2 separate regions of the Homo sapiens genome follow, and region 1 is linked to region 2. Evidence: read pairs that join two places in POLR2A ChIA-PET (ENCODE). Cell type or tissue: IMR-90. All regions are shown on one strand. Each heading gives the region's core, and the rest is flanking DNA. Links, peaks and the distances in the headings are about the cores only. Region 1 has its middle 38 kb from the start of NNAT. Region 2 overlaps MANBAL (mannosidase beta like).

The links. Peaks named below come from ENCODE experiments on the same cell type or tissue, not always from the same donor. Only the 100,000 strongest peaks of a DNase experiment are listed, where the experiment ranks them.
Region 1: POLR2A ChIA-PET joins it to region 2 with 6 read pairs; 2 of 35 experiments call an interaction of 5 or more read pairs at or near these places.

Annotation. Positions count from the first base shown.
Region 1 is chr20:37,481,493-37,484,414 of GRCh38, reverse strand. No RefSeq gene overlaps it. Among named protein-coding and RNA genes, the nearest start is that of NNAT, 38 kb to the left of the region's middle. In IMR-90, for the core only: no CTCF peak of the experiment used is centred there; no DNase peak of the experiment used is centred there; H3K27me3 peaks cover 883 bases.
Region 2 is chr20:37,293,551-37,296,472 of GRCh38, reverse strand. The region is part of intron 1 of MANBAL (mannosidase beta like); the gene reads right to left. Among named protein-coding and RNA genes, the nearest start is that of MANBAL, 5.4 kb to the right of the region's middle. In IMR-90, for the core only: no CTCF peak of the experiment used is centred there; DNase peaks (open chromatin) are centred at 1,302 and 1,662; H3K27ac peaks cover 1,473 bases.

The DNA.
Region 1 (2,922 bases), core at 272-2,771, 190 kb before region 2:
GGAAGTGATCTGATATGAAACAGAGATTTCAAGGGTTCTAACCCTAACAGACATTGCAGAATAAAACAAAACAAAATAACCATTATTTTGTAACAGAAAGAAAGACATCTCAATGAAACAGAATAGAAAGCCCAGATGCAGATCCCTAGAATGTCTAATTCTATGACTTATGAGAGCAGAGGCACTGCAAATGAATGGGGGCAGGCAGGGGGAATGAAGTGATTTGTCACTTAGTGAGGCTGGAAAATTATTTTATCTATTTCAGAAACGAAAAGCAATTATTTATCTCTCTTTATACCAACCACCAACATCAATGTCCTGTGATTTATTTAAATTTTTTTCAATTTTTTTTTTGTCTTCTTTACTTTTTAATTGATGTCATCTTTTCAGTAAGTGTCAGGTGATTTTTTTTTTTTTTTTTTTTTTAGACAGAGCTTCACTCTTGTTGCCCAGGCTGGAGTGCAATGGCATGATCTTGGCTCACTGTAACCCCTGCCTCCTGGGTTCAAGTGGTTCTCCTGCCTCAGCCTCCCAAGTAGCTGGGATTACAAGCACCCGCCACCATACCCGGCTAATTTTTTTGTATTTTTAGTAGAGACAGGGTTTCGCCATGTTGGCCCGGCTGGTCTTGAACTCCTGACTTCAGGTGATCCGCCTACCTCAGCCTCCCAAAGTGCTGGGATTATGGGCATGAGCCACCATGTCCGGCCATGTCAGATGATTTAAATGCAAAAAAAAAAAAAAAAAAAAGAAAGCATAGTAATAACTAGAAAAAACTGGAAATGATTCATTATCCAAACTATGGTCGAGGAAGGCCATTGTAGCATTTACAGCAATACAGAGAACTGTGCTGGAAAATATAAATATAATTGACTATAGGAAATGTAAAGCTTCTGTGTGTTGGAAATTCTCATAAATAAAACATTCACAGAGGCAGTAAGAATTTTCATAATGAAACATTGGGGTGATAAAAGGCTGTAAGAGCCCATTTATGAAAGATGAAGTTCAAAAGTCAAATTCAGTTGAAAATGTTGAACTTACTCATAATAAAATAAATGTAAATTTGAATGCAGGGATACCACTTTTGGCCCATCGAATGAGTACTTTACAAAGCAAGAGCTCACAGAGCTCATTCAGCCCCGGTGGCATGGGCCCTCTCTTGCACAGCTGGCAGGACTGTGAAGTGGCAAAATCTTTCTACAAGGCAATTTGTTTAAGATGTGTGAAGAGCCTCAAAAAGGTTCGTACTGTTTGACTCAGTAATTCCATTTGCAGGAAGCTCATCCCAAGAAGTGCTCTAAAGCAATGCCCAAAGATTTCTGCAGAAAGATGTGCACTGTGGCTTTAGGTGTCATAGCAAAAAAGAAAAAAGGAAGTTATCAAAATCTTCAGCTCCAGGAGAACAGTTAACCAAATTATGTTCCATTCATTAACTGGATTATTAGGCAGCCATTAAACATAATAATTACAAAGGAAGTTGACTAATATGGGGAGATGTTTAGCATATAATCAATGGAAAAGGATGGTGCAAAATTACATACAATGAAAGCATCTATTGTAAATAAATGCATTAAAAAGGCTAAGAAGAGATGTGCTTTTCCGGCGCATTTTTACAGAACTTGACAATGGATGTTGGGATTCTTGTCAAGATGTTTTAGTTCTTCATGACTTACTTCTCTCCAAATTTTCTGCCATATTTGGATATCGCTGTTTTTATGATAATATATTTCATTTTTCCCTTATTTATTTTGCTTAGACTGTTAGAGAAATATGATAATATATTTCAAAAGTGCAGAAGAGAACAAGAATAACATAATGAATACAATATACTCACCATCTAACCAATATAATGAATACAATATACTCATCCATCCATGTATTTCTTTTTACAATAGAAAAAGAAGAAAAAAATAAGAGCTAGGTCTTAAGGAAACGGTACCTGCATCAGGCAATTTTTGAAGGGGTGAGGGCTTGGAGGGGTTGGGCAGGAAAGGAAAGAAAATGGTTCTGCATGAGGAGGCTGCCTGGGTGGGCCTTCTTCAAAAAACCTCAGAGCTAAAGAACAGGGAGGGAGCTTCAGGCTCCTGGTGACCAATGTCCATCATTTGAAATGCCCTTTCTAGTATATGGCAAATTCCCTCTGGACACAGGTCAAATCCTGAGCTCCTCAGTTCTGTAGGTCAGTGTGTCTATCCCTGTGCCATTGCCACACTGTTTAATCCTTTTGTTGCTTTGTCGTATGCTACCTAGTAGGGCAAATCCAGTCCTTTTTCCCCTACTGTGTTCCACCACTTGTTTTTCTTTCTCAAAATTATCTTGGCTATTCTTGCCCATCTCCTGTACCATATGACTTTTAGAATCAGCTTATTAAGTTCCATTAAAACATCCTAGTGGGATTTTGATGGGAAGACATTGAATTTCTAAATTAATTTTGAGAGAATTGACATCTTTACAATATCAAATGTTCAGGACCCTAACATTTTAAGGGTGGTTGAGTCAGAGGTTCTGATTAATGAGACTGGGAAGGAAAAGTCGTCATAGAGATGGGTTAAAAACAAGGAGAGGGTGTTGTCATGGAAACCAAGAGAGCCCAGCATTTCGAGAAGGCGAGAGTGATCAACAATATCAAACCCTGCAGAGAATTCCAATAAGACAGGGTTGGAAAAACACCCACTCAAGTTGGTAATTAGGAGGTTATCGGAGCCTTCAGCAAGAGCAGTTTCAGGGGTGTGATGGAGCAGAACCCCGACTGCAGTGCCTGAGGATGATAGATAGTCAGTGAAGACAGCCCTTTTACAGAAGTTTAGATAATTAAGTTTTGATAATTAGAAAAGTTTAGAGAAAGATTGTCTGGGAGCTCGAAAGTGAGATGTGGAGTCAAGAGAAAGTTTTCAACTCAATTCCACACATATTTTTTGAGCA
Region 2 (2,922 bases), core at 294-2,793:
TAATTGAAAAAAATAAGCAATTGTATAAACACTATGATTGGAACCATCTATAAGCTGATTTCATGGGCTAAAGATCAAAAGATGCTACAGAAACATAAATAGTTGCTGTTAAGGTGAATAAGTCATGAGTTTTAATTTTTTGGAATGTTATGAAACAATAAAGTATCTAAGAAAAATCTATGCCCTACCTACTTCCTTCACAAGACTTTTGTTAGGGTATAATGTCATACTGTCCAATAAAGCTTTCTGCAGTGATGGAAATGTTCTGTATTTGTGTTCTCCAAATGGTAGCCACCAGCCACATGTGGCTGTTGAAAACTTAAATGTTACAGAGAAACTGAATTTTTCATTTTATTTAACTAATTAACAATAAAAAGCCACATGTGGCCAAAGGTTCCCTACTGGACAGCACAGGTGTAACAGGAGGGTGGTTGTGAAAAGGTTCTGGAAACATAAACTGCTCTACACACACTGTGCGCCGTACGGCTCTCATCTAGTTCTCTCTGCACCTCTGTGCTTTACTTCCCAGCCCTCCTGCCAGTATTTCTGGGCTTTCCTTTCCTGATGACCAAAGTCAAACAAGTCCTATTCATCCTGCAGATCTCAACTAGGAGACACCCCTTCGACTGGCTGTGACAGGTTTTGTTCCCTGGCCATTGTTCCAGCAGCAGCAGCAGTCGGCAAATGAACGGCCAGGTGTTGCGAACAGCACTTTACAGGCAGCAACTCGCATACTTCACCACCACACTGGGAGGTGGTATTACTAATGAGGATGAGGAAACCAAGGCTTGGAGAGGTTATATGACCTACCCAGGGATAACCTGGCTGATAAGTGGCAAAGGCAAGATTCAAAGGGGCTGGCTTCCCCAGAGTCAGGGCGCTTACCCAGTATGTCAATCGTTTTCAAACTGCAGGCTGTGGCCCATTAGTGAGCCAGGAAAACCATTTAGGGGGCTGCAACCAGCATTTTTTATTAGCCAGCACTTTATTTAAGTAGGTAAATAACAATAGAAAATATCAAAGAGTATCACATTAAGGGCCGGTATTATATCCTGAAGCTTTTTCAACATCCATCTACATCTGAGCATGCATGTGCTGGATCAAATTTTAGAATGTTATTTCTTATTGTTTGAGAAATATTACACTGGAATCTACTGTTTTCTATTTGATCCATTGTAATCTCTTGAACAGCAAGGATCTTGGGTACATCTTGAGTTTATTCCAGGTCCTGACTCATAAATATTTGGTAAATGACTAAGCCTATGCCTCTGTTTCCCACCTCGAAAGCAAGAGCAGATGCCTCAACCAACAGAGTCATCATTTAACGACAAGGAGGAGCTGAGAGGCCACGAGGTTTCCCTAGACTCTCCTGATGAGTCAGGGCAGAGCTGCTATCCTGGTCTCTAGCCCTGTCCTGCTCCAGACTTGCTTACAGGTAGAGGTTTTTATACACCAGGGGACTTTCATACCCCATCAGAATTTAACAAAAGGTGCATAATTAATTATTACTGAACGTGGCAAATAATTTCATGAGGTTACTGGACACTGCGAAGTTCACCCCTGAATGCCAGACACTGGTGACGTAAGACATTAATTCATTGGACAAATATTTATTGTGAATCTACTATGTGCCAGGCACTGGTCTAATCCCTGCCACGGAGTTTCCATTCAGTTAGAAGTACTCACATACACACATACACATGCAATGTCAGGGGTGAGTATTACAATACATACAGGAAGGAAGAAGAGGATAGTACTATTTAATATGAGGTGGTCGGGGAAGGGCCTCTCTGCAAAGGTGACATTTCAACAGAGGAAAGAAGAAAGCAAAGGAAGAAGTCATTTAAACATCTGCCAGAGTATCCCAGGATGGAGGGACGGCAAGGGCCAAGTCCCTGAGGCAGGAATAAGCATCATGATCAAGAACAGTCAAGTAAGCAAGCTGCAGGCCATTATGAGGACTCTGGCCAGTCTCTGAGTGAAAAGGGAACTACTGGAAGGTTCTTAGCAAAGAAATCACATGGTCTCACTCATTTCAAAATGATCCCTCTGGCTGCTTTGTTGACAACAGACTGTAGGGGACAAGACTGAAAGCAAGGAGACCAGTGAAGAGGCTACTTTAACAGTCAAAAGACACATTTGCACCAGGGTGGTAGCTGTGGAGGTGGTAAATTCTCAGCTTACAGATATATTTTGGTGAAGGCCAACAGGAATGCTGAGGTGAAATCTGAAAGAAGTTAAAAATAATCCCTGAAGAAGGGGAAACTATCCTGTATGACACTATAATTAGGAATACAAAATATTAAGCATTTGTCAAAACCCAAAAATCTTGACAGCACAAAGAGTAAAGTTTAATGTATGCAAATATTTTTAAAAAGACATAGGAAGGCCATCACAGTGGCTCACACCCATAATCCCAGAACTGTGAGAGGCCAAGGCAGGAGGATTGCTTGAGCCCGGCAGTTTGCGACCAGCTTGGGCAACATAGTGAGACCCAGTTTTTAAAACACACCAACATACACACGCATGAAGTCAGGGTGTTCCAGGATGGAATGCAGAATGTGACATTCTGAATCCAAATGTATTAAACAACTTCACTGAAAGGGTAGTGGGGGAATAGGGTGCTGACCTAAGTAACTTTGAAAACGAGTGGAGCCTGTAAGACTGAAGGCAAAAGGAACTGCACGTACACACTGTACTCTAGCTGATAAGTTGTTTCCCACAGGGGATCGGGGGAGCAATTCTAAAACCACCATACATGTATGCTAAATGGAACAATTAAGTAAATGTATGGTGAATGGTGGGAGTCGGGTTTGTCACAGGTGGAGTGGGAGGTTACAGACAAGCAAGAGAAGGAAGCTAGAACACAGGTCCCCAACCCCCAGGCCACAGACCAGTACCAGTCCATGGCCTGTTAGGAAC